Regions from separate parts of the Mus musculus genome. Here regions 2, 3, 4 and 5 are each linked to region 1. A link is a loop called in an ENCODE intact Hi-C map of the cell type or tissue named here. Cell type or tissue: heart. All regions are shown on one strand. Region 1 overlaps Gm29185 (a long non-coding RNA gene). Region 2 has its middle 35 kb from the start of Gm29185. Region 3 overlaps Gm29185 (a long non-coding RNA gene). Region 4 has its middle 57 kb from the start of 1700027A15Rik. Region 5 overlaps Gm29185 (a long non-coding RNA gene).

Region 1 (5,000 bases):
AGAACCTCTAGATAATCACTGCTATTGCTGTGGTGGGTATCACATGAAGATTTTTTTTCTATGCATAAGCATGCATGAATATCCATGCTTTCATTAAGTGGAGTATTGCTATATGTATTTTATTTCCTTTTAAAAAATTGATCTGTTAGTCAACTTCGCACAATCTAGAATCATCTAGGCACATAATTTCAATTAAGGAATTACCTATATCAGGTTTACCCATGGGCATGTCTGTGGAGGACTTTCTTGACCATTGATTGATGTAGAAAGACCCATTCCATTTTGGGTGGAACCATTCCCTAAGCTGGACCTTGGTTTATATAAAAATAAAGAAAACTAACAAAGAATCAGGCTAGGCAACATGGATATATTCGTTTCCCTCTGTTCTTGACTATGACTATAAGACAACCTGTTGTCTCAAACCTCTGTGACTTAACCACATGGTGGACTGTTACTTGGAATTATAAGCCAAGTAACTCCTTCCCCCCCACCAAGTTGATTTTAATAAAATATTTTTATCACAGAAAATAAAACTAGAATATAATACAGCCTTATTTTCAGTATTAAGACATTTTAGAACTCAGATCACTTTTAATGGTTAGTGGTATCCGAATTACTAGATATGCAGTTTCCTCATATAGGAGACTTTCCAGGACCACCCCCCTCCCAGTGGATTTCTGAAATCACGTAACACTATAAGCCAATGTCTTTTCTACATAATTAACTCTGTAGCCTTCACTTGAATAGTGTGAGGTGTAGTGGCAAAGCTAACATGAATCCCTTACTCCTCCTTCATGATTTCATGGGTAGAAGATTTGTCCTTAGCACTGACCTCAACAACCTCGGCATACCTTTCCCCCACTTTTTATGAAGTTGACATGTTTTATCTTTTTTTTTTTCCAAAGGATGCACTTTATAGACTCTTGGCACATCTGAGTTGCCAGCATCACTACTCTTGTGCTTCAGGGTCATCATTAAATAAAGTAAGGTTAATGGACCACAAGCACCTGGATACCTGAGATGCCTAAGTGACTCTGAGGGCAGGAAACATGTACAGCAGAGATGCTCTAGACAAAAGAGTGATTGGCGTCCTGGGTGGGCTAAAGAGGTGATGTGAGATCTCATCCTGACACTTGGAACAATACACATTAAAACTCAAGAGCTGCCTTTTTTTTTTTTCAGATTTTTTCCATTCATATTGTAGGTCAAGCTGAAACTGCAGAAAGTGAAATTACAGACAAAGGGACTACTCAATTGTAACAGTATATATATATATTTCCAAAGCGTTGCTATTGTAACCATTGATACAATTTTTAATTATGCAATTTTTCTTTTCCATTCTGGCTAAGCTTAGATGTACTCTCGTAGTCTAGGTTTTCATTTCTGTTTCTTTGATCAGCAAAGAGGTTGAATTTGCTCATCTTTTCATTGACTAGTGTTTAGCATTCCTTTCTTAGATTTCATTACTTTATTTTCCTCATTTCTTTCCTCATTTCTAGAACAATTTAAATAAGAGATCCAGCCCTGTATTGCTAGATACATTGCAACCGATGTTTAGAAATTTAGAAGCGACTTCAAAGGTCTTCTATCCTAATCCCCCAGCTTTACAGATTGTTAGAGAAATGAGGTAGCTCAGCGTGTGTCAAGGTTTACAGTCCTGAAATTTACAGGGATTTGTTAAGGTTTCTATCTAATGTAGATCTCTTAAAAGACAAAAATAACTCAGTTGACCACGTACGTGTAGCATAGAGCTCTTCATGAAAGTGGTGCCTTCTGTTGTTTTTTTCCCCTTGCGTTTTTTGTGCCAGGTTTTCTTTGTTTCCAGTGAGAACAGAAGTAGGACATGTTGGGGAGAAGCTAGTTTCCCAAACATCACTGGGGAATGTTCATCTCATTAGAGGGAGGACATTGGATCTGGTAACTGTTGATAGTCGTTGTAAGCCTAAGGACAGCTTGCTGGGTCTCTTGGATGCTTTTGTGTGCTAAGAGCACTTCCCCATCCTGTGTGTGACTGTGCACATGGTTTTACAGGCTGATGTTCGCCATGATGGATGAGGGCTCCTCCAAGAACCTGCTAACAGCTCCGAGCACCTCCTCTGAGAGGACATTTGAAAGCTGCTATCATGGTGAGATTCAGACTCACATCTGTTTTTCATGCCTTTCCATAATGGGAATTGCATTTGCTTTCCCGTTGCTGCAAGAAGGGAAGGGCACAATCTAAAATTAGGAATCCTGGTGAACAGAACGTACACTTGTCCCTCAACAGTGCAGGTTGGCTTCTTATTCTTGATTTATTCTAGGAGAAAAATATTCTTAGCCTAAGGGTCAGGGGAGACAGCTTGAGGAAGCAATTGTAGAAGTCAATTGGAAGACAGGAGAATGAGGGCGGAGGTAGGAAAGCCATCAAAGTGTGTTTATTGCTAATAGATTATTCCAGACTTCCTCTCTTAAATGGGGGAATGTGTGGAAATCTGCTTGTTCATTGTGCAACATAGCGAGTTAAAAGGGGCGGGGGACCCAGAATTCTTAAAGGGAAAAAAGCCAGGGAAGAGTGAAGCAGGTGTTTCCTGCTGTCCAGTCCTCAGAGGAACACTCAGCCCTGGGAGGGAGCTTTCCACACCCTGAAAATTAAGGAAGCCATACTTTTCCATCAGCCTAATTTAGTGGTCAGACTCACAGTCACCAACACAGCTTCTTCTTCCCTCTTTCCCCGTCTCTTAGCCTCAGAGGTGTGAGAGACCAGTGAAACCTCCATTCTCTGGGATCCTTCTTGCACCTGGAATACATAGCAACTATGGAATCGGCTTTTTGAACGTGTAAAAGGTAGCTTTTGGTTTTGAGAATTCTCCTTTCTGTTTTGTCTATTTATCTTCTGGGATCCACTGGTAAGAGCTTTTCAGTTTCTCTGTGTCCTGGGTCTTATCTGCTTTAAAAACAAACCACAAGCAAACAAATCCCCCTAATCAAAACAAACAAACGAACAAACAAACAAACAAACTTGCCCATATCAATCAATTTTTATTTCCTTCCTTCCTTCCTTCCTTCCTTCCTTCCTTCCTTCCTTCCTTCCTTCCCCCTCCCTTCCTTCCTTTTCTTTCTTTCTTTTTTTCTTTTCAATTTTTGTGTTGAATGTGAATGTTTGTATCCATGCCTAATATACCTTTCTTTACCTAAAAGTAAAATAAGAGGTAGACCCAGTTTTGGGGTGGAATATAGCTGTGAACTTGTACACTACAATCCCTAAAGTTACCGAGTCCTTTAGCTGAGCTCCTCTAAACCCACTGAGCAAACTAAGATACTCGTGACTTAGAAATATTTACGTTACATCCCTCTGGTTGTAAGCTAGGTCTCTTTAAGTATTTGTGAGCTTGCCTACGCTCTCTCCTTTATTCTTTCTCTCTTCCATCCGACCACTGTGCATTTCTCTTTTTCCTTCCCAACTGTGAGTAATCCAGGAGAAAAAATCATGTATGTGAGTGGGTATCATGGACCCTCCCAAATTTAAAAACAAAAAGATTTACTAGTTCCCTTACACATTTTTTTTAAGACTAAGGGAGAGTTTAAAAAAATGAAGCAAAGGATGAAGGGAACGAAGAAGGAAGAAAACAAAAGAGGATGAAGATGAGCTGGGGCATTGGGTGATGTAGAGAAAACACCATATATCACCCAGATGTTTGTCTACAGTGCCCAAACATCAGGCTTTGGGGAGACAATCGGAAGACACAATGCTTCTTTCAGGGCAGACAACTGCTCACAGCCCCATGGCCTCTCTCCCTGTGAGTGTGTCTATCCCTTTCAAACCTTTTTGTGGTCAAGTTATAAAGGCCTGTTTAGTAGGTGGGATGACGTCACACTGACCACAAAAGCTTATATTTCCTGCTACTAAATACACAGCCCCTGCTGACGAAGTGGTCATTACAGAGCTGGCTTGTTCTGTCTAGGTCACTCAGAGTGGGGACAAAGGCACTGGGGGGAGGGGGCCTGTTGAGAGAGCACAGCCATTATTCCCAAGTGTGTCTGCTGGCCTGCTGATTCTCATCTTGTTGGAACTAAAAGATGAAAATAGAAGTCCCTTTGTGCTTCCTGGGGCTCTTTCTCAGGAAGGATGCAGGAGCATCCTGGGCGGCCACATGGTGGAGAGAAAGGAACAGATGAAATCCAGGTCGTTGATTCTGATCTCTCATTTCTATGCAGAGTGATTCCATCTCTCTGCCTCTGAGCACAGCAGTCTCCATTTTACAAAGGAGAAGAGGATTTTATGCAGGAATCGAATGAGATCACGTGTCTGACATTTTATTTTTCCAATGTAAACATCATTTCTTTCTTCAGGGTTCTTACAGTACCTGGGACACATGGCAACTGTGCGTTCTCCTTTTTGAATGTGTAAAATATAGCTTTGGGTTTTGAAAATAAAATTTTGGTTTATTTTCCAGGAGTAACTAGTAAACAGCATTCTCTTTGTTTTTGACTGTTCCATACATCATACATTTCTATATAATGTATTATGTTTATATCCACCATATCACTCTCTTCTATACCTCTTCGTTAGCTCTGAGATTTCTTTTTTCCCACCTAATGTCCCAGTGTCTACACTATTAAACAAAATAGCATCCCATCTTCCAAGGATTGTCGATAGTTATTAGGCCCTCAGGAAGAGATGAGAGCTTTCTAGGGAGGGGAGCAGACACATCCTTTATCCATGGTGGGAAGTTAAAGGTTCAATCTTATGTGGGTTCCTTGTGACGATGTCAAATCTTGGTGGCAGTGTTATAGACTTAAATGAGAGAGGAAAATTGCCAAGATGCCATCTAAGAAGCCACACCAAGAACTCAGAGAAACAGAGAGGGAAGAGAAAGGATCAGGGAGATACCATGGAAGCAGTGGTCTTGTGTTGGGTCTAGGAATGTGTAAGATTTCAGTGTACAGCAGTAAATTAAAGGTGACAAGGTAAGGAGCCACACCCATGAGCCCCTAAGTGTCGCCTGACATTACAGCAGCAC
Region 2 (5,000 bases), 160 kb before region 1:
TTTTCTATAGCAATAATAGAAAATCAAAATTTTAAGAATATGGACTCCAGTCACGTGAACTTCTGAGGGCAGAAAATAAGTAAAGATCAGGAAGCCGATGCTTCTCGTCCAGTCCTATGTTACCAAGGTTTTATGGTGCTGAGAGGAGAACCTGGACTTTCTGCCTCTGAAATCAGAGGGTTTTCTTCTAATCACGAAAGACAAGTGTGTGACTGTCTGCACCCCATAGCCCGCCAGTGATTAGTCATGCACAGGGTGGCTTTAAATAAGTGCAAGGGTATGTTATTATCAAAACTAGATTTGTGACTTGGGGTATTTGAGGTGAGGTATGAGAAGAATAGAGGTGACTTTTCATGTTCTTAGAAGGACTCTTTTGTAAGAAATAAATTTCTTTACCCCAGTTTTAGGACTGACTACTGTAGTATAAGGTATAGGCGAGAAAGGAGGGGAGAAAATTAAGAAGAATATGTGTGTGTGTATATATATATATATATGTATATGTATATATATTATGCATGTGAGTATATATGTATACATACATATAGATACACATATGTCCATAGATATTTATGTACATGTATTTGCAGTTATAAATGTAGGCTGTGTGTATATATGTGTGCATACATATAGATACACATATGTACATAGATATTTAGGTATATCCATTTGCAGTTGTAAATGTGAACTTTTAAGTATTTTTAAAGCAAAGAGAAAACCAACAGAAGTCATATTTTTGAGTAGAAACTCTTTTCGTTTTTGAAACAGGAAGTCAGGAGGAAAGATGACTTTCAATATTCTTAAAGCTCCAGGTGTGGGCAGGATGGAACACAGCCCTGTCAAAACAAATGCGGTAGGGGAGGAGAACCCAAGTGAACAGAATGCCCATGATATAAGACCTGAGCTGGACTTAAAGGCACAGTCCTACAGTGCCAGCTATATAGGGACCCGAAACAGAAAGATCACAAGTTCAAGGTCTGATTGGCTTACAGTGTACGTTTGAGGCCAGTTTGGGAAACATAGTAAAATTTTATTTCACAATAAAAAATATAAATTATTTTTCTAGTTCCATCCATTTGCCTGCAAAACTCAGGATGTCCTCATTCTTAATAGCTGAGTAGTACTCCACTGTGTAAAGAACCACAGTTTCTGTATCCATTCTTCTGTCGTGGGACATCTAGGTTGTTTCCAGCTTCTGGCTATCACAAACAAGGCCGCTATGAACATAGTGGAACACGTGCCCCTGTGGCATGGTGGGACATATTTTGGATATATTCCCAAGAGTGGTATTGCTGGGTCATCAGGTAGATCTAATTCCAATTTTTCTGAGGAACCTCCAGATTGATTTTCAGACTGGACCCTGGAGATCTCTCAGATACTGGAACACCAACCAGGCAGCATACACCAGTTGATATGAGGCTCCCAATGCATGTATAGCAGAGGACTGCCAGGTCTGGGTTTAGTCAGAGAAAGATTCACCTGGAGTCCCCAGGGAGTTTAGAGGTCTGGTGGGGTGGGGGGTGGGGACATCCTTGTGGAGACAGGGGTGTGGGGAGGAGGTATGGGATGACTGGGAGGGGAATAAAATCTGGAGTTTAAAAGAAAGAAAGAAAAAAGAAAGAAAGGAAGGAAGGAAGGGAGATGAGAGGGAGAGGGAGAGGGAGAGGAGGGAGAGGGAGAGGGAGAGGGAGAGGGAGAGGGAGAGAGGGAGAGGGAGAGGGAGAGAGGGAGAGGGAGAGGGAGAGAGGGAGAGAGGGAGAGGGAGAGAGGGAGAGGGAGAGGGAGAGGGAGAGAATGCTGTACAGACCTGTATCCAGATCTGCTGCTGAACCATTCATGAGGCCACGATCCAGGGCAGCTTAGAATCCTGTCAGTAGAGGGATGGTAAAGAAATGTGGAGTGTATATACAAAATGGCTTTTATTCAGCTATAAATAAGAATTGAATTATATCATTTGTATTAAAACAACTGAATATCATGTTTGATGAAATAAGGTTCTCAAAAAGAAAAATATATATATAAATTATTCTGGAAGATTTAGCTCAGTGGTAGAACATCTAGGTCCTAGGTTCTAACCCCTGCCCTGCTAAATGAGTGAATGAACAAATGAATGGAATGAAAGAACTGGCATTTCTAGAAAGGAGGGGGAACCTGTCCCAGGATAAAAAGGCACCAAAGACAGAAACAAGTCACAACAGAATAGTTGCTATATCTATGGGAAGTTTAGTGCCACATAATATTGACAGATTTTCATTGGATTGAAGAGGTTGAGAGTATGCTATCTATGTCTGGACAGTGGAAGAAAGTGGTGACCAAAAAAAAAAAAAAAAAATCAGGAAAAGAGTGGAGGTGAAAGGGGACATGAAAGTGAGGTTCATCTGGAAGACAGAGGTGCTATCCTCTAACCCCAAGTTTGGACTATTGCAGAAAAAAAAAAAAAACTCAAGAATGTCCTTTAAGGATATGAAGGATAATGAAGTCTTCATGTCATTGGAAGTTCCCTGTTTCTGCCAAGGTGAGGAAGATGGGAAGGGGAAGACCCATCAGAGCACACAGCTGCTGACTGTAGCCTCCACCTGCCATAGGAAGATTTCAGAGATGCTCATTAGAGGCCAGAGAAATGCAAAGCAGGTTGAAGAAGTAAGCTGCCTAGTCCAAGAGAGGCCAATGGAAAGAATCCAAAAATAGAACCAGAGGATCCAGTTCCAGCAGGAGGAACATGAGGGAGACAGATGAAGTGGGGAGCACAAACCCCTTGGGGAAGTGGGTTGAACTTAGGCCAGCAGGGTGGTGGAAAATAGCTTATGATGCCAGGAGAAAAATGAATTGAGTGAGAGGCCATGGGAGGGTGGGGGAAGAGGGCATAGGGCAGGCCCCGCAGGAATTGGAGACACAGAGTGAGAGATGATGACTATTCCAGCTGTCCAAGATCCATTCTTTTGATTTTGTACTGGCTGGATGAGAGTCTGGAGCTGAGAGTGGCTATCAGGGATAACAGAGGGTGCTGGGGAGGGTGAGTGTCAGGATGCTTGGTGTCATGGGGCAGCATGAGTGATAGATAGCGTTGCCTCTCCTTCATGCTTGTCTCAAGAGTGAGTTTCTTTCTTATGTTTGCTGTCTTCAGAGAACAGATTCAAGACCAGACTGTGCTCTGGGAAAGGGTAAGATAGACTTAAAGACACATGGTAGCAAGGGCCTCTGCACGCCCCCCCCCCCCAAAGAAACGCTCCATCTATGTCATGACCTTGGGAAGTGACAGACAGATAGGGTAGAGGCAGATCTTTGGCAAGGGTTGGCTAGTGACCAGAACTTTCTGCATTCATGGAGTTATCCCCACTCCTGGTCCTGTTCCTTTTCAGCTATCATACATGGTGGCGGTGCCCAGGAAGGATGCAGAGAAAGCCCCAAGGCAGTGCCCAGGAAGGATGCAGAGAAAGTCCCAAGGCAGTGCCCAGGAAGGATGCAGAGAAAGTCCCAAGGCAAACTGGGTCAAGTATAAGTGGTGTTCTAAACCCCTCCCATTGTCCTCCAGCACTTCCAGGAAATGAAGGAGGAAATAAAGAAGAGAGAGTGTTTTACTGGGGGTGGGCTTTGGGATTTCAAATGCTCAAGCCAGGCACTCTCTCTCTCCCCACCTCTCATTGCTGCCTTTGGACTCAGATGTAGAACTCTCAGCTACTCTCCCATATCATGTCTGCCTGCACGCTGCCATTTATCCCACCATGATGACAATGGACTAAACCTCTGACCTATAAACAAGCCCCAATTAAATGCTTTTCTTTGAGTTGCCATGGTAATGGCATCTCTTCACAGCAATAGAATATTGACTAAGACAATTCTCCATTCTTCCACACACCTGCACATCCTAGAGGATAAAAATGCCCTAGTAGCTAAGGCTCTACCTGGGATACTATGCACTGCACTTGTATTATGTATTAAGAGTTTATATCATGTTCTTTCCTTCATTCATTTTAAGTCTGTTATTTTCAAAACCCATCCAAATAAGCAGTGCAGGTAGATTTGATATAGAAGGTAAATAAGAGCAAACAAATAAATAAATAGATAGATAGATAGATAGATAGATAGAACATGATAAAGGTACAAGAGCTGAAACTACATCTGGAGAAATTGGGCTGAAATTAAGACTTATGAGCTGGAAGAATGCATTGCTAAAGGTAGCTGCAAAATTCTCTCTTCTAGGACTTAGAAGGAGGAGATGCTGGAGGAGGAGGAGGAGGTGCTGGAGAAGGAAGAGGAGGAGAAGAAGGACAGGAGGAAGAGGCAGAGGAGGAAGTGGAGGAGGAGGTGCTGGAGAAGGAAGAGGAAGAGAAGGAGAAGAGGAGGAGGAAGAGGAGGAGGAAGAGGAGGAGGAGGAAGTGGAGGAGGAGGTGCTGGAGAAGGAAGAGGAGGAGAAGAAGGACAGGAGGAAGAGGCAGAGGAGGAAGTGGAGGAGGAGGTGCTGGAGAAGGAAAAGGAGGAGAAGGAGAAGAGGAGGAGGGAGAGGAGGAGGAGGAGGAAGTGGTACAGATGATACAACATAGATTTCTCTATTTGGATTGAGGTGAAGTGGTAGTTATATTGTGCGACAGGGGCACAGGTAAAGTAATTGTGCAGGGTCTCCCAGGATGAGGACTCATAAAGTTGATACCTGACACTCACACTTGCATGAAAATTTTCTCCAAAGAAGAGACTTTCTTTTTGACGCTCTTGTCTGAAGTGAGAAGCCATGCCTCCTCCCTCATCAGTGGGCATAGCCTTATAGGAAGTATTTTAGAAACTGAAGAGACCAATGAACAATTCTTGCTCTTCAATCCAACTTTTATTGCTCTTCAGTGTGTTCTGGTTATATGTTGCTGTATGTGATTTGCCCAACAGTGGCTTGAACCATTATGTAACACTGAAGCTCCTAGCTCTCTGTGTTGACTGAGTTCAGTGGTGGGCATCTCTCTTGAACCCCCTCATGATGCTGCAGTCAGACACTGGCTAGTGCTACAGTCTTCTGA
Region 3 (5,000 bases), 81 kb before region 1:
TCTACTCTTGTCAGCTTGAGAAGGAAATCCTCCCTAGAGAAGGTGAGGCTCCAGGAGAGATGAGGGAAGAAATCCAGATGGCTAGCCTGGTGAGAATAAGTCTTTCAACTCAGGTCTATCAAAACATAAGATGAAGACTAAGGTGTCTGTGTGGGGAAGGGTTGGAGTCCTACAAAGAAAACCAAAAGCTGCAAATAATACTTCTTGGAGCATCTGTTCACATAGCCCTTGTTTGAAGATCGCTGCCACAAACAGCTTGCTCTGGTTTAGCCATGAGACCTCCTGTGTCTGTCTGTCCAGGGGTGAGCTAAGAGCACTGGAGATGAGCTGATACTATGAGGGTGAGCTGATTTTCCTCAAAACCCGAATCTGGTTGAGTTCAAGGGAACAAATCTTCTATTTCCAGTGTAAGGGTTCTTTCTTCCAACCCACACCTGGTTCAATAAATGCTCCCTAATTTACCTGCACAGCTGGACTAACAAAAGGGTGAAGTTCAGAATAGGAGGGTAGAATCTTCGAGATGACCATTCTACATCCTAAACATCCCTATTGCTGTCCCCAATGCCTGCTGCTGCTCTCTTAGACTCTTCTTGGGTATCATTGTTGTTGATACTTCTCAGGTAACTCTGCCCATCTTCTTTTCCTCTAGTTTATGGATAGGAAGAAAGAACTGGGACAAGGCAGGGAAGTAAGTTACAGGGACAAAAAGGGGGGGGGGAATACAAAGCAGTTGATTCTAGTTGAATGTTTAATGTATAGCAGATCACATCACCATAGCTGTTTTGTTTAATTTTCAAGATAGTTCTGTTGTCATCCTTTAATTTACAGCTGTATAACTTAGGAAAAGCATATAGCCAGAAGTAACAGCAAAGAAATTATAATTATACATGGGTAATGACTGACAAGATCTGGTCTTTTCTACTCAAAAAATGAGAAGGCAAAAGGAAAAGCCACTTGATGCCAGGTGAAAGGCAGAGAGCATGCTATGGGGGGAGAACGGGGCTTGGGTGATCCAGGCTCCTCCACCCATTGTTATTTTGTTCATTTTGTTGTTTTGAAAAAGACTTTACAATGATGATGATCAAACTTGTGGTCTCATGCATGGTGGGCAAGTGCTTTTGCCTCTAAACTACACCTATTTCTTATATTCACATTTATTGAACATACATGAGCCGGGTTGGTGCAGGTCACATAGTAAGTCCTGAGAGCCTGATGTGAGGACTTCAGCTCTACAGCTTGGGTCACACAAATGCCAGGGCAAGTGCTGTAATGAAAATAAGAATATTGACATCCCACACAGAACCTTGTGGGGGGAATGGATAGAAGTCATCTTAGGGAGGCCATTGGAAATAACATTTTTTAGGGGGAGTTGGACATTTCAGTCAAGACTTGATTCGTCAAAACTACCAGCATGTGCTGCTGCAAATCTTGGTAATGGAATGGCAATGTTGTCTGCTTCTATTGCTAAGATGATTGATTTGGACAGCAACTCAGCAAGGTTGGAGATGGGGTGGATGGAGACAATGGGAAGATTGTTTGTGAAGGGTGAAAAACCAACCATGAATTATATGAGGCTGATGCTCATGCATGCTTCCCAGTGGGGCTGACAGGTCCCATTACACACCCTACAGGAGAGCAGAAAAGGGTGACCTGCTGTCAATGGCAGGTCTAGGGAGTAGCAGCTAGCATGAGGGCCTGTATAAAACCTGTAGTTACCAGGGAAGTCAGGGCTCCCTTTTCTGACTCATTGGTTAAAGAATTTAAAAATGGTCTCAGAAGGAAGCCCGAGGACAAAGATTTTGTTAGAAATTGGAAGGAAAAGAACAGGGCAGGTGAGCTGTGCATCTCAGCAGCTGACTAGAGAAGAGGTGCAGAGAGGAAGAAGGGAGAATGCTGGAGCTTTCAAAGTCCAAGAAAGCAGACATGTTCGACAATGAAGATTGGCAAACAGCAAAGCTTCAGAGAGCTGGTAAGAAATCCCAGAATGTCCAGGAAAGCACGCCTATTAATTAAAATGAATAAAGAAATAAGAAAATGACCAGACAAAAACGGGCATGCTGCATGACTCTGAAGGCAGCTGTGTGGAGGGAGTTTCCTGGAAAGGATATGAACATTATCTCATTAAGGGGATAATCATTCCTCCCACCTCCATAGCATTTCTTCAGATGAATGTATGTCCTGTGGGGCAGACGCTTGGCCAGGTGATTGGCTGGCCCTACTCTATCAACTCTTAAGGCAATAGTTTGATATGGCCTAACCTTTCGAGCAGATCAGAATGTCATGTTTCCTCTTAAGTCCAGGATTATTCCATTATTTTGACAGGAGGGCTGAGTATTTACCATTTTAAATGTATTTACCTTTTTAAATGTTATCCAAGAAATGGGAGATGGCCTCCAAAGCCTATCATGGGGCAGGGGTGCATCCTTAGGCGGGGGTGCATCCTTGATGTCCAAGGCTAAACCATGCCTAGCTACTTAACAGTTTTGGAAGGGAAGCTCCTGTAGGTATATCTTGCCCTTTTATATTGTAAAAGGGAGGGTTTGTTCTAGATTAGTATGTGTGGAAGAATTGTCTAGACTAGACGCTATAGATTCTGGTGGCCTCTGAAGGAAGGCAATTCACAGAACTGCCCCTGTCCTCTCTGTTGGTAGCTGAGCCCCATTCCATCTAGGATCCCTTTGGACTCACCACTATGAGAAAAACATCACCATGCCAAGAGGAAGTCTTTCCTGTCTCCTCATGGTGTAACTGAGCCAGCAGATGTTAAAGGTCAGTAGCACAGATTGTCTTCAATGGCAAGGAAGCCATTGTGTGAGAAAGCAGAGGCATCCGGATGGGAGCTTTGTTCAAACTCTGGGACTAGGGAGAGGCTGGGAAAGGAAGAGGTGTCCATGGGAATCCAGGACAGAGGGTCAGGAAACTGAGAACACCCTGCACTGTGGAAGCGGTAGAAACTGGAGACAGAGTGGGACATTTCACTGCAGCTGCAGGCTGAAGAAATAGCAGACTTTGCTCATGACCTAGTCAGGTTTCTCTCCTTTCCTCCACCACCTTCCTCCTCTCTGCTCATCCTTTTTCTCTTCTAACTTCCTTTTCCCCTGTCCTTTGCTTGATCATCACGTCTCTCTTTCCTGAACCCCTCTCATTCTAGTCTTCTGTTCTGCTTCTTTCTCTCCATCTTTTTCTTCCTCTCATCTTCATCTCCCACTTCCAGTCGGGAATGTGAAGCCTGTGGCCCATGGGTTGCATGCACCTGCATGTAGCCAAAGATAGTATGAATGCACACCCTTACAAACATTTTTAAAATATATGAGATTAAATGTGTATATATACATCATATATATGTACATGTATACATATATATGATATATATATTAACTCAACTGCATGATTCATGAGCATGAACTTTGTAGAGGGCAACATTGTGTGTTATATATGTCTCTAAGTATCCCAGTATTATTTCATGGAACCCAGGAGTCTTAATTTTGATTTAAATTTGAGCTCCACCATGTCCTCAATTTTTGGTGTTGGGAGTCCCTGAGTTTCAGAGTTCTAAAGAAATTCCTTCCTACCTCAAGATATTAAGCTGGTTGGGAATATTCAAACAGATAACATCTGTATAATTCTACACACAATGCACAGATGCTATTGCCCTCCCTCAGGAGACTAAGTGGGAGAAACACTTTCTAAGGTAGATTGTGGAGTTTCCTGTACATTAGCCCCTCTTCTGTTCCCCAGATTTCTCCCCTCACCCACCTTTTCCAAATGCAGAAAATTATGCAGTCTAAGTCATGATTCCCAGTTATTAGAAGCTATCTGGCTGCTGCACAGTTGTTGAAGTTGTTGACATAATGAGAAGAAATGCAGGAATGGCTTGAACTCCCCACCTCTCTTTCTGCCTCCCTTTCGCTCTCTCTCCAGGCTGCAGGAGCCATTGCCTCACCTATCATAGGGACTCTCACTGACCAATCCTAATACTCTTGTTCACTGAAAGGCTTCTGCCGTAGTCCCTTGATCTTCTCTGATGTCCAGGGTCAAAATGTTGTCTTTGGTTTAGGGGGAAAGACTTTCTCCAGTTCTGTATGTTAGGCACAGATAGCATTAAGTTTTTCTATTTTTATATTAAAAATAAAATCTTGATTACCCTTTACAAAGTTTGGGTTGGCATATAACACATGGGAGCGTGTATCCCTCCCAGTTCACCTAAATGATTTCCTGTTATGGAACTGTGGCACCCATCACCACTGACCTCTCAGAAACTGGAAAGATGAGCCATTGGGTGTGACACACACAAGTTCCACTCTCTACTTTTCCTTTGTAGCCCGATTCACAGTGTATAATTATGTGTTTGTGTGTGTTTTTCTCTGCTCCATGGCTCTAAGGCTCTGTGGGGGTAAGAATCACACATATTTAGTTCACTCAGCTTTCATTATGCATTCAGCATTGTATGCTCTACAACAACATAGGGCAAGTCTAGCTGCATATTAAACCACTAAGGGAGTAAATAACAAGAAAACCACTCCTTCCTTCTCCCTCCTCCTCTCTATCACACACACAGACACACACACACCCCTCAACACTGACCAACACACATACTATTACCACCACCACCACCACCACCACCACCAAAACAAACAAAAGGTACCAACACTTATGTAGACATTTTGTAACAACTTGTCCAAGTGGTCCTTCCACATCATCAACCCTGAACACTCTGCACAGTGATGCTCCACTAAAGCCATTGTGCTGTGCCTGGGCTTCATGCACTTGTTGCCTACCTGTCTCCTTCCCATAGCCAAAGCTTCAGCTCCTGCTTGCTGGCTGGCCCATTCCCTCACGAGCCTGTTTTGCCCTGACTCATTCCTGGGCCCACCCTAACACATTCCTACTTCTCTTTAAATGACTATTTATGGCCTGTTACCTCCAGGACACGGCTCCTGATGAAAACAGTCCAGACCCAACGCCTCCTGTGTAATTTAGAATCCAGTCCTCCTCCTTAA
Region 4 (5,000 bases), 200 kb before region 1:
AGTTATCTTTGAGTTAAGGTTGCTGTACAGGGTCAGCAGCTCACACATCCGTGCTCCCCAGAGCCATGAAGGCTCTACTTTTGTTACCCCCTTTGCTGGACTGTGCTGTGATCTTTCACTCCATCTCTAGAGCTGGAGATGAATTATCCCAGCATCATTTTAAACACCCCTGTCCCAGGACTGACCTTAACTATCACATGGCACAGTGTGGGTGAGGTAGAGGTGACCACAGTGACAAAGCCATTCTGAAATCTCTAAACCTTTAGGAAAGAGAACGGGTTTGATCTGTTGAACTGTGCTCCATGCCTGTGCCACACAGATTCACTACTGTCACGGATGTTGGCTAATTTAGTCCTGATGGACATCTCAGAACAACACTGTCCTCTGGACTGGGGGTAGGGGTGGGGTGGTTCAGTGGATAAGGCCTTCTTATGCAAGTATGAGGACTAAGAGTTAAGATCCCCAACATCAACTTAAAAGCCAGGTGAATGTGCTGACCCATCTATGGTAGAGGGCAGGAGGCCCTTGTGCTCACAGGTAAACATTGGAGAAAGCAGGAATGTTAAACACATAGGAAAGTCACCTCGATGGAAGAACTAAAATACCCACTTTCTGATCAGAAAGCTGGGAGTGGGTGCTATTAATGACTCTTTGTTATCTGCAGCGCCAGGTCTCCCCAGGTTTATACCAGATTTTCCCTCTTTATATTGCTACCTTTAGCTCCAAGTAGTTGCTAATTTGGGGGAGACAGGATTCAATGCAGGACCCATAACTTCTTGCTTCTCTAGTTAGCTGGAGAAAGGGGATAGAGGCTGTTTCCCAGTCACTGGGAGAGAGTGAATTCCCAGCGAAACCACTTGACTGGACTCTTGCTGGGCAGGGGATGGTGATTAGGGTAGAGAGAGGGCAATGTGAGTTTCTCAGTATGGCTGGGAAGTGAGAATCTTTTTTTTTTTTTTGCATATCTTCTTTTGAGAGGGGTCTAAAAGATACTGAGGGAGCCAGGAAGTGTATGGTGCTGGAGGAGATGTGGACTAACTTTGCTGGGTTTAGAAATGGCCTTTGGCTTCCTTTCCTAATTTAATGTTTTATGTACGAACCTTCTCATGAGCTAAAGTATCATTTCAGTAGATAGCATGAAATGTACTGATATAAATCACATAGCTTATATAGGCAGATGCCCGTGTAGGCAGTATACTGACAAAGAACTCATGCCATGAAGTACCCAAGGGGTGCCCTAGTGTGAGGTTGTTTCACGCATGGGACCCCTGCAGTGCTGGGAAGGGTCTTAGGTTTGGTTTCATCTTCTGTGTCTTGAAACATCTGAACAAGGAGTCCTGGTTTTTGTTTGTTTGTTTTTACTTTTCATCAAGCCCACACAATCCACACCCTCTTCTTTCCATTCAGGATGCCATTCAAGTTCTTCCTCAGGAAAGCTTCCTTTGACTCTTCCCCTACTTTGTTGGGACTGTACCTCAGTTCCTGTGGGAGTCAGAGTAGGCAGACTACCACCCAGAGCTTGGGGCAATCATTGCACCTGGCCTTGCTCAGCTCTTGTTTTTCCTCAAATGGAAGCTTAGTCCCGCTGGGCTACAAACTCACTGGCTTTTTACTGGAAAAAATCGTATAGCTCAGTGCTCCAACGAAAGACTTTGCAATGATTTGCACACATGCTATAGCTTTCCTTCTAACCTGTGAGTTCCTTTATTTATCTTGATGTCCCAAGACAATACTCAAAACTCAGGGTTCCTGTCAATGGGTGATTCGACAGGTGCTAGCTGGCCTTTTCTTTTTGTCTGTCTCTGACCAGGTGACTTTGGTCAATCCCAGGATTCTAGACTATTAGAGAGCAGTCTGCGAATCCATGTGGTCCAATCCATCTTTGAGTGACAGAGACTTAGAGAGTTTTAGTATTTCCCTCAAGAGTCGAGGGCTCAGCAGGAAGGGAGTAGAGGACCTTTGGTCGGGAGCCACTCACTCTCCCTTCCTCTCTGCAGGTGCAGCTTCCTCCTGTGAGTTGTAGAGGGGAGGCAGCCCTTGTCCATCCTGGAACAGCCAAATGGATTCTCCTTGAGACCAGCAGTCCATTAGCCCCATTTCTTCCGGCTTCCTCTGTGGAATGGCTCCCAGGGGCCTGCCTGAGAAGCTCCAGGACCTAGCTGCCTGTCAGCCACTTTATTAAACTTGTTTCCAGATGTCTCCACCTCAGATTGAAGAGGCAGGAAGAGGGTGAGGGCTGGAGTTTGTCCCCTAAATGAAGTTGGTTAGATTGGTAATAAATAATATTTGGTGCTGATGGAACAGGTGGTCGGGGAAGATGGGGAAGGGAGAGGGGGAAACACAGACCACATCCTTCATGAGACCATGCGTGAGCATGAGATGTGAAATGGATGGACAGAGTAGAACATCTGGGGGCAAGAGATAAGGGATGTATGGCAAGGTGTAGATAAGGCAGAGATGGGGAAGACCAGACAGTTGTGACTTTACAGGAGAGCAAGTCAAGGAAGCAGAAAAGGGGAGACTCCTTTCTTGCCTTTTCCAAATGCTCAGAGTCTCTGACAATCTGAAACAAGCTCTGGCATGTAGCAATCCCACCTCTGTTTTCGACATTACATAGTTTCCTTTCTTATTTCTTTTTTCTTCTCTGTATCAAACCTCTCTCCCCTTTCTCTTATAATGACATTGGATCTAGGCCCCTATTGGGTTTTGGATGCACTCTGTTATGCCCTTGGGCTGCCATGTAAAAAGTATTGCAGAGTCCCCAAAGAGGCTTTGAAGACTTGACTTCCAAAGGCCCTTGATTTTACTTTTGCCATATTCCCTGGGCCAAGTCTCTAAGGTCAGCGTAGATTCTAAAGAGTGGGAGCTGGATCTACCCCTCAACTGCGATCAGCTATTGTGGACGGTAAGGTCCTTTCCAGCCAAAGCTTTATTTCCAAAATCTGTTAGGATCTTTTAAATTGCATTGATTGGTTGATTAATTAGTTAACTAATTAATTAAGGTACCCTGGGGATGGAAGTCAGGGCCTTATGCATTCTGGGTAACATTTATACCACCGAAGCACAGTGTTAGTTGATGCCTCTTTATGCTGTGAATCTGGAGACCTTTCCTGCTCTGTGAAGAGTTCAAGACTACCAGCCTCCACTGTGCTGGCTCCTGCCTGGGCTTCTGGCCACTTTGCCTCCCATGCCAATATGCCTTCCTTGATCTGTACCTCTAGAGACAGGATTCCAGACTCTGAAGACTGTCCGGCACCCAGACACAGGGCAGAAAAATGGAATCCTACTGAGGTACAAGCCAGAAGGGACCCATCCCTGGAAGTGTATCTTGTTTAAGCTAGCAGCAACTATGAGAACATTACATGTATACTGGGTCTTACTTGAAAAGCTTTGTATGTACCAACTCATTAGATAATTCTAGCAATTCTGTGATAAAAGTATTATAGTTATACCCATTTTATAAAGAAGAAAACTGAGGCATGGAGAAGTTAAAGTTTAGCTCAGAAACTAAAAAAAAGTTAAGTAACTCACCTAGGTTCATAGTGCTGTAAAAGAGGAATCTACTATTCTGTTCAAATCCAGTTGAAGTGTGTGGTGAGAACCAGGTATAAGATCTGGGAGATGTGTGTATAATAAGACATTTACCATACATTCATGAAGATCTGAGTTTGGATCCTCTGAACCCATAACTGGAATAGGAAGGACTCTGGGGCTTGCTGGCTAGAAAGTCTAGTTTCTAACTCTGTAACACTGCAAGCCTTGTGATCTTTTGTCAGTGGAGGAAGGCTCAAAAGCCTGTGTCTACGACTCTTAAATTGGCTAACTTTTTGTAGGAGACCAAATGCTTCCTTTGTAAGTTCATAGATTTCCATGTTAAGCTAGCCTCACTATCAACTATCTCTGTGTCAAGGAGACTCTTTATTTCCATCGGTGCTCTGGAACTCACAGGGGAATGAAGCACAATGTAAAATTTGGCTACATTCAAACTATGGGATTATAATCTTGGGTTATAATCTTCAGGCAAATGAATATGCTGAAGAGCCAGGAAGTGTGGAAGTCTTTAATATGGAAATCTGATCTCTGAATTTTCAGAGTCAGCAGGGACTGGAAGTCATACAAATGCCAGACTTTCCAAGGGAGAAAGTAAGGGTGGGGTGACTTCTGTGGGATTCTCTTGGTGACCTCTCTGCTCCTAACCCATTCTGTGAGCACTTTGTATTTATCCTTTTAAACTGATTTTCTTCGGCGAAGGGACAGAAATCCCCCAGAGAAGAATAGCAGAGACCATCCATCTAGATGGGATGGTTGAGGCTGCCTTGGCAGGGCAAACAGACATCATGAGCCTGGCATCATGTAGGATCCATTTATGGCCCTCTGGCCATCTCCTCCTCCTCCTCCTGGGATGGCAGATGGCCTGTGTTTTTAATAATTAAGAAAAAAAAAGTAGGAGGGAAATCAGGCTCAGTAGGAGAAATTTGGAACCATCCAGGCAGCACAATTGAGTTGTGAAGTTGTTTGGAAAGTGCAAATGGAGGCGTCCCATTGAGCATGCCCACAAACTCAGCCACTTCATGGAAGTTTGAATCATCCTGTGTGATGGTTTTCATTAGCACACCTTCCCCAGGGGGTGATGAGTAAGGGGAAACTATTGGTAGACATTGGGATTTTTGTATGCATAGGACTATAAATCCTGTAACATTAGTGAAAAAAACGTTACCTTGCAGCCTAGGTCGTAAAATGGCCTTGGGAGATAAAGATCCCAAAGGGCTACGAACATCAGTTTAAGTAAGTAGTCTGGGGTTATTTAAAGAAATAAAGTGCTGTCCAATTAGCAGAAAAGACACAGGCTGTAAGAAGAGATGGGAGAAGCCTGAGACCCTGTTGGATTCTATTATGGAGCAGGGCAGCACTCTGTTGACTTTATGTGGCGCTCCTTTAGAAGAGATCATGGATAAGGACAGCTGCTGCTAGCTTGAGAATGGAGACTTGTAATTCCTTGG
Region 5 (5,000 bases), 69 kb before region 1:
CTGATGCTAATCGAATTCATGTGACATGAAAGCAGAAGGAGAAAGGGAGAAAGGAAGCCATTAAAAGGAGACCAGGGGACAGGAGAGGGGAGTGAGGTAGAAAGATCAACAGAAAGAATGTACGAGAAACTGCAGTAATTAAGCACATCATTTTGTAGAGCCAATTAGAAAATAGCTATCAGAAACCATGTTAGATATGATGTTGATGTCCTCAACATCTGGGAGGGTGGTGGGCAGAAAGGAAAGAGAGGAGAGGAAAGAAGAGGAGAAGGGGGGGGGGAGCTTATGGTTCATTTATGAGCATGGGTGGCAAACCTGGATACTTAATGGTTAGTTGTCCCTACTAAGTGCTGGCCCTGAGAGGGACGGTGCCTCCCTGGGTTTCTGGAATCATACATTGCATGCTCTTTCTAAGCACTTGCCTCTCCAGTGCAGGACTGGCTGCTGTCAGCAGGGCTGCCCTTCTCAGGCTTCCCTCCACACACCCAGCATTCTGCCTCCCCGGCTTTACCCTGGATTTCCTTCCTACTCGTTTCTGTACCATATTCAGGGAACAGATCCAAGCCAACCTTGCTCTGTGGCCATTTCCCAGGTGTCTCTGATGCACAGCTCATCGGCATCCTCTAGTTCTTTATTGTCTGTTCTTGAGAAATTACCGTATTTGACCTTGAGTCATCTTCTCATGGTAAATGTCACCCCTGCTGTCAAGAGCTCCCAAAGGCAGAGCCTCATTTTGGACATAAATACTGACCTTTACCTTCTCCTGTTGACAGCTTTCTCCTGAGCTCTAAAAGGGCTCAGCAACCTGCCTGTGCAGCCTCCTCCACTCTTGCACAGCCAGAGCGGTGGCAGGCCCTTGCTCTGCTGTCTTCTTTGTATTTCATGCTGCCACAGCTGTGTGTGTGTGTGTGTGTGCTGAGGCCCAGACTCCAGCACCAAACACTACTCAGTTCCTAATGGAAACGCATCCACGAAGCCAGATAGAGGGACCAATAAGATCCCTACATCAATTAAGATCAAACTCAAAATTTCTGTGATTTTGGGATGGCACAGTTCTTAACCTGTCTTATAAAGGAAGCCTTTTAAGGTAGGACTAGAATTAAAATAATTTCCACAACACACAATTATACATTAACCCTCTTCAAGGAAACAGGCCAGGGAGCAAAGAACTAATTTTTTTGTGTGTTAAGTGTTATTTTTCGCTTGCACAAGACATTTTCAGACTCTTCTTACAGGTCTGTTTTTACTGTGTTTTCTTCCATGGTGGTTTAGAGAATTTAATAGTCGCTCTTGTAAACACTGCACACGTTTTGATGACGTAAGGAATGGTAACAATAAAGGCAGGTTGTCCGAATACATTTACTTCAATGTATGGAAAGGGTGATAATTTTTTCAGAACAATGGATTGGTGGGTGTATAGATCCCAGTGCAGATACTAGGGGTGGGAGTGTCTTGGTTTGTGGCTAGCCTTTCTATTTTCTAGTGACCCTGGCTGCTATATGTCCTTGGTGAGTCCCTTAATCACTTTAGAACCTCATTCCCTCATCAGTAAATGAGGTCGATGACACCCGCCCTTCTGATTTCCCAAAGCGACGATAAAGATAAAATGAAATGTGCTATAAAGTATAAAGCACCGGGCAGACCATAAATCACAATTATGATTTTAAATTGATACGTCTAGAATGTCATGACTTCATCTCGCAGGCCTAGTCTGTAGAGGAAACCTGAGACAGAGCTCTGTTACCCCGATTCTCATTAACCTCCATCTGACTACCTGCACTGCTCTCCTCGGGTTCCCATCTACCACTGCTCCGTTTTGTGATCTGTCGCCACTGTGTGAAACTTTATTTCTCAGTGTATCCCTTTTTGTAGGCTTGCAAGGATTTGCGGGGCTCTAAGGCTTCTTATTCCTTACTCTGCTTCACCACTGAGAAGGGTTTTGCCTACCAACTTAATCTTATCACCGTCTACAACTTTCTCACTTAGGGCTGCATGGCCCTTTCCTCTGACCTGGTTTCCTCCATGGTTTCTTGTTATCTCAGCTGCTTGTCCTGTTTGTGTCACTTCCTGTTGCAGCCCCGGGCTCCACCTGCCTCCTTTCCTCTCCCACACTGATGGGAACCCACAGATTATCTTGCTGCTTCCAGGTCCCTGCAGGCCACACTCTGAAGGACCTGCCTCTTCCTCTCTAGGTCATGATACCAGAGACATCATCAAGAAAGGGAGGCCCCACCCATAGCCTCCTTTGCACTGTAATCATTTATTGTACTTGAAGGGAGAGCAGGCATTTGCTAGAAGAGTCAATAAAACAAAGAGTAGGCGTCTCCTTTCACGGTGGTAGGTGGTGGGATTTGCTTTCTGAAGAAGCCCTAAGGACCTCTGTGCTCACTTCCCCCATTGCCTGGGTTAGGGAACAGAGATGAAAAGTGAACTCACCTTGTAAGGTCATTGTGATGGTTTGCCACCTCTAATGGGTGCTGGATACTAAAGGTGAGAATGAAGGATTAACTCTTTCCTGACTATTGATCAGGTTCAGTCATAGCATTTTTAGAGAACCCTTCCCTATTGTCCAGAAACAGTCTCCTTTCCCATCAAGTTCCAAATGTCTGGGGGTGGAGGACCTCTCCAAACATCCTTTTCCTGTCCGTAGACTCTCTCCCCACCCTTCCTTTCCCTATCAGAAATTGAAGATTCTGTCAGCACTCAGTGGCACCAGAGGCAATTTACAGTATATTTGGTGGTATAAGGAATGTAGAAATTCAAAGGATGTTTTGTTCCCAATTCTAAGGAGGGGCATATTGTCCACACTTCAGTCTTCATTCTTCTTGAGTTTCATGTGTTTAGCAAATTGTATCTTTTATCTTGGGTATCCTAGGTTTGGGGCTAATATCCACTTATCAGTGAGTACATATTGTGTGAGTTCCTTTGTGAATGTGTTACCTCACTCAGGATGATGCCCTCCAGGTCCATCCATTTGGCTAGGAATTTCATAAATTCATTCTTTTTAATAGCTGAGTAGTACTCCATTGTGTAGATGTACCACATTTTCTGTATCCATTCCTCTGTTGAGGGGCATGAACGCCAGGGCCAAAAAGGGGGAGTGGGTGGGTAGGGGAGTGGGGGTGGGTGGGTATGAGGGACTTTTGGTATAGCATTGGAAATGTAAATGAGCTAAATACCTAATAAAAATGGAAAAAAAAAGAAATTCAAAGGAGTCTTTTTTTTTTTTAAAATGGTCTCTGGTTTATAATGAATACTCTTACCATAGATGGTGGAAGCCATTGTTTGGATGCAATGAGTCACCAGTGAAGCTTCACTTCATTCTGTCTCTCACTTCATGTTTCCTCTGTTTTGTTTTGTTTCTTTTTTCTTTCTTTCTTTTTTGGTCAAGAATTGGGACCTTATAGAGGGGGTGAGGAGCCAGGTCATGGATGCCCTTGGAGAGGTGGAGAAGAATACTATACTCAGTGAGTCTTTGAAGGATCACTGACTACCTATCTATGGCTGCATTTCACCCCACCCCAAGGTAGGTACTCTAAAATATCTTTATTCCTCTTCACTGTGTAGGTAAGAAATCTGAGCAGGGCTCAGTTGGGATGACTCCTCTGTTACATGTGATGGCTGGAAGATTAAAAAGTGGCTACACTCATATATCTGGAGCCTTAGTGCTGATACTTAGCTAGGGCATCTTGGTTTAGAAGGAAATCCTTCAATGAGCCTACAATAATTCTTCTTCTGATGTCCCTGGCAATAGCTGTCACTCCTGGTGGTGTCTCTGAACAAATGCAAATGACATATGACAATGCTCAGGGTTGGTAAGCTGGGAGTACTTAGAGACATGATTACTTGGGGACTGTAGATTAGTAACAAATGCTTCTCTGGACCAGAGGCTGCAACTGCACTGATCGTGTGTTTCCCACCTCAGTATAAAGACTTCAAATCCCATCTTACCCACCTTTCAGTACGCCGTCCTTGCACTTCATCTGACCTCATTTCAGACAACCTCACTCTGTTTTGGGCTAGGATAGGTTGCTTGGCTATGGACACATGTAAAACAGTAATTGACCTTTTGTCACCTCAGCAGAGTGGTTGAATGTGGCCCCCGGAGTAGTTGTCATGGGCCGTGAGATCAGATCACACTTGTTAACTGCAAGCAACTTACCTTTTGTAAAATTTCTCATGTGAAAAATGGGAGCAATACTGTATCAATTGATCAATCAACCAGCCGATCACTCAAGAGTGCTCAGAATACCAAATGGTAAAGGTAGAGGCTTTTGGATGCTTGCCAGTGCCTGGCATGGCTCAGGACTCTATTTGTTGGTCCTAAGATATATTCATGTCATCATTCCACTTTCCACTTAAAATATAAAACACGCAAATAAATATATTCCTAATCACTGAATCTGTCAGTACAGACGAGTAGAAAAAGAATCAAGGAAATGGAAGGAAGAAGAAACCAGAGATTAGAGACTGAAATCAACTAGATAGTATGGAGACAAAGGAGGAGGGGGGAGAGGGTGACAGAGACAAAGAGGAGATGGCACGACTGAGAACACACATGCCTCATGAGCAGACATCACTTTCCGAGGAGGAGTCTCATCTCTGTGGTTGCCTCAAACTCACTGGCTCCTGAAACCTAAAGCCCTTGCTTGTGGGAGAGGAGGAGGGGTGGTCAGAACATAAGGGGATTCTGCCTGTGCTAACTTGGAAAAGATCAAATGGAAAAAAAAAAGAAAAGAAAAGAAAGGAAAAGAAAAGAAAAGAAAAGAAAGGGTGTTGGGACAGGGAAGGGAACCATTCCTCAGAGTGAGGTTCAGGGCTTGGCTGTTAATTTAACCAGGAGAACGTCAGTATTATCAAGTCTTCAAACAGTGATCCCAGCCCAGGGGTAGTCTAGTTCTCCCCTAGCCTCAAGGACCAATCAAACTGTGCTGTACACATTCCAGACTGCCTCTCTGTACCTTGTTCTTTTTAACTCTGGTGCTTTAGGACTGGTGATT

Evidence for each region. A loop is a pair of places that touch in the nucleus more often than their neighbours do. Peaks named below come from ENCODE experiments on the same cell type or tissue, not always from the same donor. Only the 100,000 strongest peaks of a DNase experiment are listed, where the experiment ranks them.
Region 2: it touches region 1 in a loop (6-fold over the local background); 4 of 42 quality-filtered maps call a loop at or near these places.
Region 3: a loop joins it to region 1, with 11 times the contacts of the local background. A loop is called at or near these places in 3 of 42 quality-filtered maps.
Region 4: it touches region 1 in a loop (8-fold over the local background); 3 of 42 quality-filtered maps call a loop at or near these places.
Region 5: a loop joins it to region 1, with 11 times the contacts of the local background. A loop is called at or near these places in 4 of 42 quality-filtered maps.

Annotation. Positions count from the first base shown.
Region 1 is chr1:73,267,044-73,272,043 of GRCm38, forward strand. It overlaps Gm29185 (a long non-coding RNA gene), which reads left to right. Exons shown (of 5, transcript XR_865539.3): 2 at 2,032-2,126; 3 at 2,722-2,823. Among named protein-coding and RNA genes, the nearest start is that of Gm31344, 94 kb to the right of the region's middle. In heart, no CTCF peak of the experiment used is centred here; DNase peaks (open chromatin) are centred at 2,238 and 2,538; H3K27ac peaks cover 669 bases.
Region 2 is chr1:73,103,219-73,108,218 of GRCm38, forward strand. No RefSeq gene overlaps it. Among named protein-coding and RNA genes, the nearest start is that of Gm29185, 35 kb to the right of the region's middle. In heart, no CTCF peak of the experiment used is centred here; a DNase peak (open chromatin) is centred at 2,813; H3K27ac peaks cover 551 bases.
Region 3 is chr1:73,186,154-73,191,153 of GRCm38, forward strand. The region is part of intron 1 of Gm29185 (a long non-coding RNA gene); the gene reads left to right. Among named protein-coding and RNA genes, the nearest start is that of Gm31197, 48 kb to the left of the region's middle. In heart, no CTCF peak of the experiment used is centred here; a DNase peak (open chromatin) is centred at 2,818; H3K27ac peaks cover 799 bases.
Region 4 is chr1:73,070,337-73,075,336 of GRCm38, forward strand. No RefSeq gene overlaps it. Among named protein-coding and RNA genes, the nearest start is that of 1700027A15Rik, 57 kb to the left of the region's middle. In heart, no CTCF peak of the experiment used is centred here; a DNase peak (open chromatin) is centred at 2,085; H3K27ac peaks cover 582 bases.
Region 5 is chr1:73,198,191-73,203,190 of GRCm38, forward strand. All of the region lies in intron 1 of Gm29185 (a long non-coding RNA gene), which reads left to right. Among named protein-coding and RNA genes, the nearest start is that of Gm31197, 60 kb to the left of the region's middle. In heart, a CTCF peak has its summit at 2,169; a DNase peak (open chromatin) is centred at 2,111; H3K27ac peaks cover 1,759 bases.